Regions from separate parts of the Mus musculus genome. Here region 2 is linked to region 1. The links are chromatin loops, found by intact Hi-C in ENCODE. Cell type or tissue: left cerebral cortex. All regions are shown on one strand. Links, peaks and the distances in the headings refer to the core of each region. The heading gives the core; the rest is flanking DNA.

Evidence for each region. Peaks named below come from ENCODE experiments on the same cell type or tissue, not always from the same donor. Only the 100,000 strongest peaks of a DNase experiment are listed, where the experiment ranks them.
Region 2: a loop joins it to region 1, with 1.9 times the contacts of the local background. A loop is called at or near these places in 1 of 42 quality-filtered maps.

The regions. Positions count from the first base shown.
Region 1 is chr3:79,067,822-79,072,219 of GRCm38, forward strand. It overlaps Rapgef2 (Rap guanine nucleotide exchange factor (GEF) 2), which reads right to left. Exons shown (of 24, transcript NM_001310536.2): 21 at 2,169-2,394; 22 at 1,068-1,627. Among named protein-coding and RNA genes, the nearest start is that of Gm52609, 13 kb to the left of the region's middle. In left cerebral cortex, for the core only: no CTCF peak of the experiment used is centred there; DNase peaks (open chromatin) are centred at 1,130, 2,205 and 3,957; H3K27ac peaks cover 2,318 bases.
Region 2 is chr3:79,148,274-79,152,671 of GRCm38, forward strand. It overlaps a transcript of Rapgef2 not described here. Among named protein-coding and RNA genes, the nearest start is that of Rapgef2, 4.7 kb to the left of the region's middle. In left cerebral cortex, for the core only: a CTCF peak has its summit at 2,550 (motif pointing right); no DNase peak of the experiment used is centred there.

The DNA.
Region 1 (4,398 bases), core at 109-4,108:
ACACACATATCACTTTCTTACGTGGCTACAGACCTATTTCCTCACTAATACAAGTGATGTGTGATATGGTTATGTTCTAGAAGGTTTTCTCCATACCTCACAATCTACATCACAGTTCTAGTAGACAGATATTCATGCCTGCTGCACAGAACAGCACTCAGACTCGGGGAGCACACTAGCCTTTACACCAGGGAGCACCAGCACTTTTAGGTACTGCTGATGTCCTATGGCAAGACCTCTTCCATCCTCACACTAACCCTATTAGGATAGAATTATGGGGGCTGGAGAGATAGCTCAGTGGTTTATATCACTGGCTGCTCTTAAAAAGGGCCTGGATTCAATTCCCAGCACCCACATAGCGGATCACAACTGTCTATAACTCCAGTTTCGGGGGATCAGACACTCTCACACAGACATACATGTAGTCAAAACACCTACACTCGTAAAATTAGAAATAAATAAATCATTTTTTAGAAGGTAAAATTATGAAGCCCATTTTAAGGATGAGCAAGCATAGCAGTCTGAAGTGTCAGGACAGGGATTCTAGCTCTGACTGACACCCCTCTCCCAGCTTTTACTCATTTCTGAACTCTACTCCTGTTCTAGAATGCATAAGGAACTTGTTTAATTGAGAAACAATGTGCCTGTATAACATAAATCAATGAAAAAGGTTTCAATATACAAAGGATACAGAGTTCTTAATACAATTCAAGGGGACAAGAGAATAATAAACCATTTTGTAAGTTTCAATGAAAGGAAATCACTTGGTGAAGAATACAGACATCTATCTTAATAATTTTCAGGTAAAATGAAAAAAAACTTTAGACAAGATAATAGCCACAGCAAGAAACTATTCACTGTGGGCTGAGGGCTAATCTTTACCGAATGTTTAAATGAATCTCTGACCACCAACTTAGCGCTAAGGCTGAGTCACTTCAGCTCGGACCACACTGCTGATTTGGAACCATATGTGGCAATGGACAACTGAGAGAGGAGCCAGTTTCCATAGTAACTAGGTTACAGCCATGGTTCAGGTGTGCCCCCTAACATTCCATTTCCACACTTACCGATGAGTCCCTTGGTAGTGCTCGGCGTCACAGCTATGTGGGCAGGCATAGGGACAGGTTTGGCTTCCTCTGTAGTCACGGGCACCATGCTGCTGCTCTCTGCCTCAGCGGAGACATCCTTCCCACCCCTTCGCTTGATAGTGCCTGTGTCGCCTTCTGAGTCTTCTCCCCAGTAGCCCGTGGAAGACGCCCAGCTGGCCCGGGATTGGGCTTGTTCAAGACTCTCTCTACTTTGATTCTGTCTGTTATATTTTGTGCTATGATCAGAAAACATCATTTGGTCCATATGGCCACCGGAGGCCCATATACTTGCAGCATCCCCTGAATAGTCAAAGTGAGTGTGCCCAAATGGCAGTGTTTCCCAGCTTCTCTGGTGCTGAATGGTCTGTATGTTGTCATGGGAACCACTTGAGCATGATGTCCAGCTCCCACGACCGCTGTCAGCAGCATCGAGGGAAGCACGGTCCCCTTGGTCATGGGAAAGCTCCTCTGTGCTAGGAGAAGAGATGACCGTCGCTGCGGCATACAGGCCTCGGCTTTCAGACACTGGGGCATACGACCTATCCAGCAAAACACAGGAAAGGAAGATGTGAGGCTGTTAAACAAACACCCTTGTGCTGATGACAAGCTCTTGGTTTGAAGTCTAGGCTGGCCTTCAACTCATGAACCTCTTCCTCAGCCTAAGTGTTAGGATGATAGACATGAGCTGCCATGCCTATACAAATCTTTCCCCTTAGAAAGGCAGCTTTCTTCCACCCTAGAGAGGAAGAAAGTACTCTTGAATGGGATCAGAGATCTGCCATATTGCTCATTCATCTTACAAAGCAAACATGGGGAGGGAAGGACAGCCTGCTACAAAGAAGGGGCACTTACACTTTCCTTACAAGGTTCAGGGTGGCAGAATATACTCTGGTTACCCATGGAAGGCAGATCAGACAGAGACTGGACTGTGTCTACTACTGCTGCAGTCTTCCTCCAGAAGAAGGAAGGCCACAAGGAGTAAACACATTACAAAAGCAGACTGCACAACAAAAATAGCACGGCACTTACTCACAGACCCACAGAGAGAGACAGGAAAGATCGCAAGGAACAGACGCTTACCCTAAGCTGTATTGATCAGGCTCCATCAGGGTCCGCCGCTCCATCCTGCCCACACCTAGGTTGCTCTCCACAATGCTGACAGAATGCCTCTGGCGCCGTTCATCATGCAGAGAGACTGGCACCGAGTCAAAAGAAGAATTGCTGACAATACTGGATCGTGAAGAAATCTCACTGTGACCTGAATCTGAGAAATTATCCACGGTGCCACTGAGAGCCAGTGCATAACCTGAGTGAGAAAGGTAAATGTAGTAGTTAGATATTTTAAGCTTCAAAAACTAAACAGGTCCACCAAATGGGCAAAAACTGTAAGTTGACAATGAAATGGGGGTTTATTCAAGAAGGTATAAATACCTGAAGACTAAGAGATTCAAATTTTACTCTAATAAAGTGTAAGTTACTTATTCAATGGTGAGAAAAGTATCTATTGTTACGCACTCTTGGTAAAGATGAAGAAACTATGACGTGTCTCAACTACTCTTGCTTCCTTAGCTACAAACACACTGCTTAGTAAAGACTCAGCTGAGAACAGCTCAATGACTGAGCACTTGTCTGGCTTGTCTGAGGCATCAATTGCAATCTTAGCAGAGTAAGACAACACAAACAAAACTGGAAGCAAAACCTCCCACAACCAAACTCCATCAAGAAGAACCCATCAGTTTTAGAAGTATGGACCCAACTCTCAAACTGCTGACAGCAAGTGTCTTATTTTCTTTTTTTATTTTTCAAGATAGGGTTTCTCTGTATAGCCCTGGCTGTTCTAGAACTGGCTCTGTAGACCATTGGACTCAGATCCACCTGCCTCTGCCTCCCTAGTGCTGGGATTAAAGGTGTGCGCCACTGTGCCTGTCTGAGTGTCTTACTTTCAACAGATGTCAACAGATGTTTTGACTTTTCGAGAATGTCACCAAAGTCCACTAGGAAGTAGCCACACATTCTTTAGAGTTTAAGTGGAGACACGAATACAAGGATAAGACACGAAGAAGGTACTTTTGGATTCCTGTCATCTATTTTCTCAACATTAATATTGTATTAGCTGAATGACCTACAAGATAGCTGTTTTGAAGGATGTAGCATGCATTTCCTCAGCCCTGCTCTGGCTCAATACATGTTCATTTCCTGTCCTGAGAGGCTTCTTTGAAAGTCACAAGGTTCAGGGGGAGGGGGAACTTGCTGTGACAATTTTATATATTTAAATGAAAAATCCCTCAATCTTTCTTAGCACTCAATTTTTAAATTTCCATCATAATATAAGGCTGATAAACAGACATAATCACGTACAATGTAAATTTCTCCTTTTAGCCCAGGTTGGGGTCTACTAATCTTTCTGTTGCAGCTACCTCAATGCTGGGGTTAGGGTTGCACTACCTCACCTATTATAGTGTAATTTTCCCAAAGCCACTTACAAAACAAAAACAACAACAACAAAACTGGAGAGCACCTGAAGGTTAAATTCTGTCCCGTCAGTCCACACGGACCCTGATCTATATTTATTTCAAAGGCTAAGCAGGTCTTGATAAGGTTTAACATGGTTATTTATGGTCTGTCTTTTTATAAATCACACTGCAAGTTCCAACAGGCAATCTCTCCTCACAAAGTTTGCCCCATGCCTGATGCCTGGAAGGGTTCTCCCATTTTCTTAGCTAACAAGTCAACTAGCTTTCCCAGCAGGCTTGGTTCTATAAGCCCCACCCATCCTAGAACTTCTGGGAACACTGTTATTCTTGCTCCTGTTCTCAGTTCAAACAGAAAACTGCCAGGAGCCAGCAGACCTTAGCTGACTTCCACTGCAAGAGGAACGAAAAGAACTCCCGCGCACTCAGTGAGCTCTGGAGCCGCTGCACACAGACATACAGGAAGCTATGGTTAGACTGACTCCGCTCTGCTGCTAAACTCTGTCAGGAAAACAATCTCCTTTACTACTGCTGGACCACACATGCAATCGAAAGGCCAGGGGAGGGACGGGGGAGGGAGGGGGGAGGGAGGGGGAGGGAGGGGGGAGGGAGGGAGGGGCAACACTGGAAACTGTGGAAAGAAATTACCAGCTACTTTAATCTGAAAGAATATCAACCTAAGAACAGATGCAGTCTCTTGAAAACAAGAAAGACAGTCAAGACTCGTATTTGTATCATGAAAAATAAGGAACATTAATTGTTCACATTTACAAGGCTTCTTTTATATATTACTGTGGCATAAATTTCTATTTAAGTAGAAAAAAATATAAAAACAATTC
Region 2 (4,398 bases), core at 128-4,127, 80 kb after region 1:
GCCTTCAAAGGGAGTGCACACTACAGCAGAGTCAATCTAGAAGACAGTGGGCTAAGTGGAATAAGCCAGTTATGAACAAACAAATGCTGTAAGCCACTAAATTCTGGGTTTCTAAGCTAGTCAGGTTTCAGAGACAGCCAGGCTAGGTGTTTGCTAGGATTGTTCATGGGTGTGTGTGTGTGGGGGGGGGTGATTAGTTATTGATTAGTCTGAGTTTGGAAGATGAAAAGGTTCTGAAGGTAATAACAATGAAGTGTATACGTAACGGTAAACTTAATTGTCACATACATTTATCACAATACAGAAGTGACTGACTCAAGGCCTAAACCATCAAACTCCACATCTGTCTCCTAGCCCATGTCCCTTTACATCTATATGCCAACAATCCTTCAAACTTCAGTAGCCTCATATCGGTGGTGTCTTGCCCTATAACAGCAAGGTTTGCCACTTACTGCTGCCTTTCTCTGGAAATAGGTGTCACTTCTCTCAAGAAGGAAACTAACCTAATCGGGAAACCTGAGAGATGAAGTAAGAAAATCACACATCCTCGGGCACGGAAGCTTCTCTGTACTGGCGTGACAGCTTCAGGGTCTGGCTTCATGCCTACAACACTCATACCTCAAGACTCAGTACTGACAACTTGGAAGTTTATCAGCCACACTTTCTTACACGTTGACACAATTATGTCAGGTACGAATTGTGAAATAAAGTGAACCAAAGATTAGAAGAATCCTATAGTACAGGTTTATATGAGCACAGATAAACTATGTGGCCTAGAAGTGAGAAGCCCTGACCTGTGTTCTATTTACCTCATCTCTTAGCCATCTACACTTAGTAACATTCAACAGAGAAAAACAAAACAAAACAAACCCCTTCTGCTGTGTGAGGAAGTGAAAACTTTTAAATTCTAGTTACAATGTTAAAAAAGTAGAATACCTTGTTCAGGAACCTCCCTAATGTAAAGGAACCCCAGCTAAATGGAATTCTGTTGAATTCCTTCATGCCTTTTCCTTCTAACATATTTACTATATCTATTCCTCTGACATTGAGGAAAATAGTATGTTCTTTTTTTTTTTCGGTAAATAATGCAAGTTTACTTAGTTAAATTTGTAAAAGTTAGAAATACACACCAAAATTTAAATAAAAATTAAATTCACAAGATAATTGCTTCTCTATTCACCATCTCTCAAATTACCCATTAAGCTCATTTCATTGATAAGACACATTATGTTTTTTTTTAATTAGGTATTTTCCTCATTTACATTTCCAATGCTATCCCAAAAGTCCCCCATACCCTCCCCCCCACTTCCCTACCCACCCACTCCCACTTTTTGGCCCTGGCATTCCCCTGTACTGGGGCATATAAAGTTTGCAAGTCCAATGGGCCTCTCTTTCCAGTGATGGCCGACTAGGCCATCTTCTGATACATATGCAGCTAGAGTCAAGAGCTCCAGGATACTGGGTAGTTCATATTGTTGTTCCACCTATAGGGTTGCAGATCCCTTTAGCTCCTTGGGTACTTTCTCTAGCTCCTCCATTGGGGGCCCTGTGATCCATCCAATAGCTGACTGTGAGCATCCACTTATGTGTTTGCTAGGCCCCGGCGTAGTCTCACAAGAGACAGCTATATCAGTATGTTCTTCTTATCGGTATTTATTACTCATATTTAGAACTTACTTGGTTCTTAATATTAACCATGGCTCACAATAAGCTTCCAAAACAGTTAAGCCCAAAAGATACAAGAAAACTATACAATTATCTTTTGTTAGAAGAGGTCTGTAAGACACAAAGTTAGAGGGCTACAAGGCTACAGAAGTCTAGTTTTCAAATACCACTATGCCTGAGTAGTGACTCATTGTCTCTTCTCCTCACAAGAAAGGGAAAATTACAGAAATAGGGGATTTGACAGTGAGAAAGGAAGAAAGAAGTTATTCTTTGAAAACTGAAAAAAAAAAAAAATCAGAAACTTTGCAAATCCGATTCCTAATATTTTATTGCTCCCCAAACAAGTGACATTTAAAAATCCTATGGTCTGGAGCGAAGGAGATGGTGCAGTGGGTAAGAGGACTTGCTAGGAAAGCATGAGGCCATGAGTCTGAATTCCCAGCACAGCTTTGCCTGGAACCCCAGTTCTTGGAGTAGAGACCAGGTGATCCCAGGCCACCAGGTGGCTGCTTGGCCTTACGGAAAATGGGACGTTTCAGCATCAATACTTTTTAGAGACATTTTAATCCAGCAACATGGCTGCTCTGGCAAGGGATCACTTCCAAAGTCCTTCTAGGTCTGTATGATCCAGCTGGAACACAACACACCTTTAGTCCCTAATAACGAAGATGAAGTTAGTTTGTAGTAGGAAGCAACCGTGTTTAAAAGTGTGACATCTAATTTAGGGGCAGACAAAGTGAAAGATCTGACAGAATGAGTCACAGATAGGATGTGCCCAACTCTCACGAGGACAGGAAGAGAGACCACCTTTTTATTTTTTAAGATTTCATTTATTTTATGTATATGAGTACACTGTTGCAGTCTTCAGACACACCAGAAGAGGGCATCAGACCCCATTACAGATGGTTGTGAGCCATCATGTGTTTGCCAGGAATTGAACTCAGGACCTCTGGAAGAGCAGTCAGTGCTCTTTACCACTGAGCCATCTCAATGTAAGAGGTTCAGAAAGAATTCAGTTTGGGTCAGTTTGGTGCCGTTCAGTTCAATGCAGTTGCGTTCAGTTGCGTCCCTGCAGTTCTGTACAGTTCTCGTCAGTTTGTACCTCAGTGCACTCAATGCAGCTCAGCTCATGGAACTCAGAGGCAGCAGTATTTTCAAGCAGAGCAATGCAGTCAGAAGTCAGGGAACCAATTCTGAATCAGTCAGGTTTGGGAGGAGTTTGAGCCAGAACAACTGGGTTGAACCAACCAGCTAGAGTTCAGAAAGAGCTAGAAAGGGGAGGTTAATTTAACAGTAAGTCTCAGAGGCTGAAATATCTAGGCCTAGAGTAGTGGGCTTGTCTGTAGTATTTATTGATAGCCTAGGTCAGTAGATGGGAGGCTGGAAGCTGAAGCCTTCAAGGCCTGGGCTTGCAGAAGATTAGATTACACAGAGGCTGGAAGCTTCCAGGCCTAGGCCTAGCAATAGTTAGACAGAAATGCTCTGGGTTCAGCCCAAGCCATGTACTCACAAAGCTTGGGCATGGCTCTCATCTCTTCTCATCCCTTTTCTGAGAAAATAAAGCACCATTTACAAATACTTAGGAGCACTGTACTGGCTAGTTTTGTGTCAACTTGACACAGCTGGAGTTATCACAGAGAAAGGAGCTTCAGTTGAGGAAATGCCTCCATGAGATCCAACTGTAAGGCATTTTCTCAATTAGTGATCAAGGGGGAAAGGCCCCTTGTGGGTGGGACCATCTCTGGGCTGGTAGACTTGGGTTCTATAAAAGAGCAGGCTGAGCAAGCCAGGTGAGGCAAGCCAATAAAGAACATCCCTCCATGGCCTCTGCAACAGCTCCTGCTTCCTGACCTGCTTGAGTTCCAGTCCTGACTTCCTTTGGTGATGAACAGCAGTATGGAAGTGTAAGCCAAATAAACCCTTTCCTCCCCAACTTGCTTCTTGGTCATGATGTTTGTGCAGGAATAGAAACCCTGACTAAGATAAGCACTTACAAAGGATACAGTTACAGTGGATGTGAGCATCAGAGGACTCACGACCACTCCTAACTCCAGTTCCAGGAGACCTCTTTTGCCTCCACATACACTTATACTCACATCGCACACGTAAACTAATGCAGTCGGGAACACACATGAGTCCTCACACTTTCTTCACACCCCTCCCCCAAAAGAAAAACTTCCAAAGAGGAAAAGTTGATTTGGTGGTGGAGGGTAGTACTGGAGATTGAACCTGGCCCCGCTTTGTACATGCTATGCATACACTCTACCACTGAGAAACATCCCAGGCCTCTTTTTACTTTTAAGAAATGGTTTCACATTTTACTATGTTTTTGTTTTATTTCTCGATCAATCTTAATGGTTTAAAAATAAAAATGTCACCCTAACAGATCTGTTTTACAAATGTTAAGTTTCTGTGTACAACTTTTCTAAGTGTGCAAATAAAAGAAGAGGAGGAAGAGGAAGAAGAGAAGGAGGAGGAGGAGGAAGAGAAGGAGGAGGAGGAGGAAGAGAAGGAGGAGGAGGAGGAAGAGAAGGAGGAGGAGGAGGAGGAGGAGGAAGATATGGTTTCAAGTTGCCCAAGATGAACCTGAATTTACTCTGTAATTCAGGGTAATCCTTGAATTTGCGCTCTTCCTGCCTTAGATTCCCAAGTAATTGAGACTATAGAGTTGAACCAACAGATCCCTTCTGATAAACCTTTTATATCTTAATCTTACATTTTCACGTGATCTAT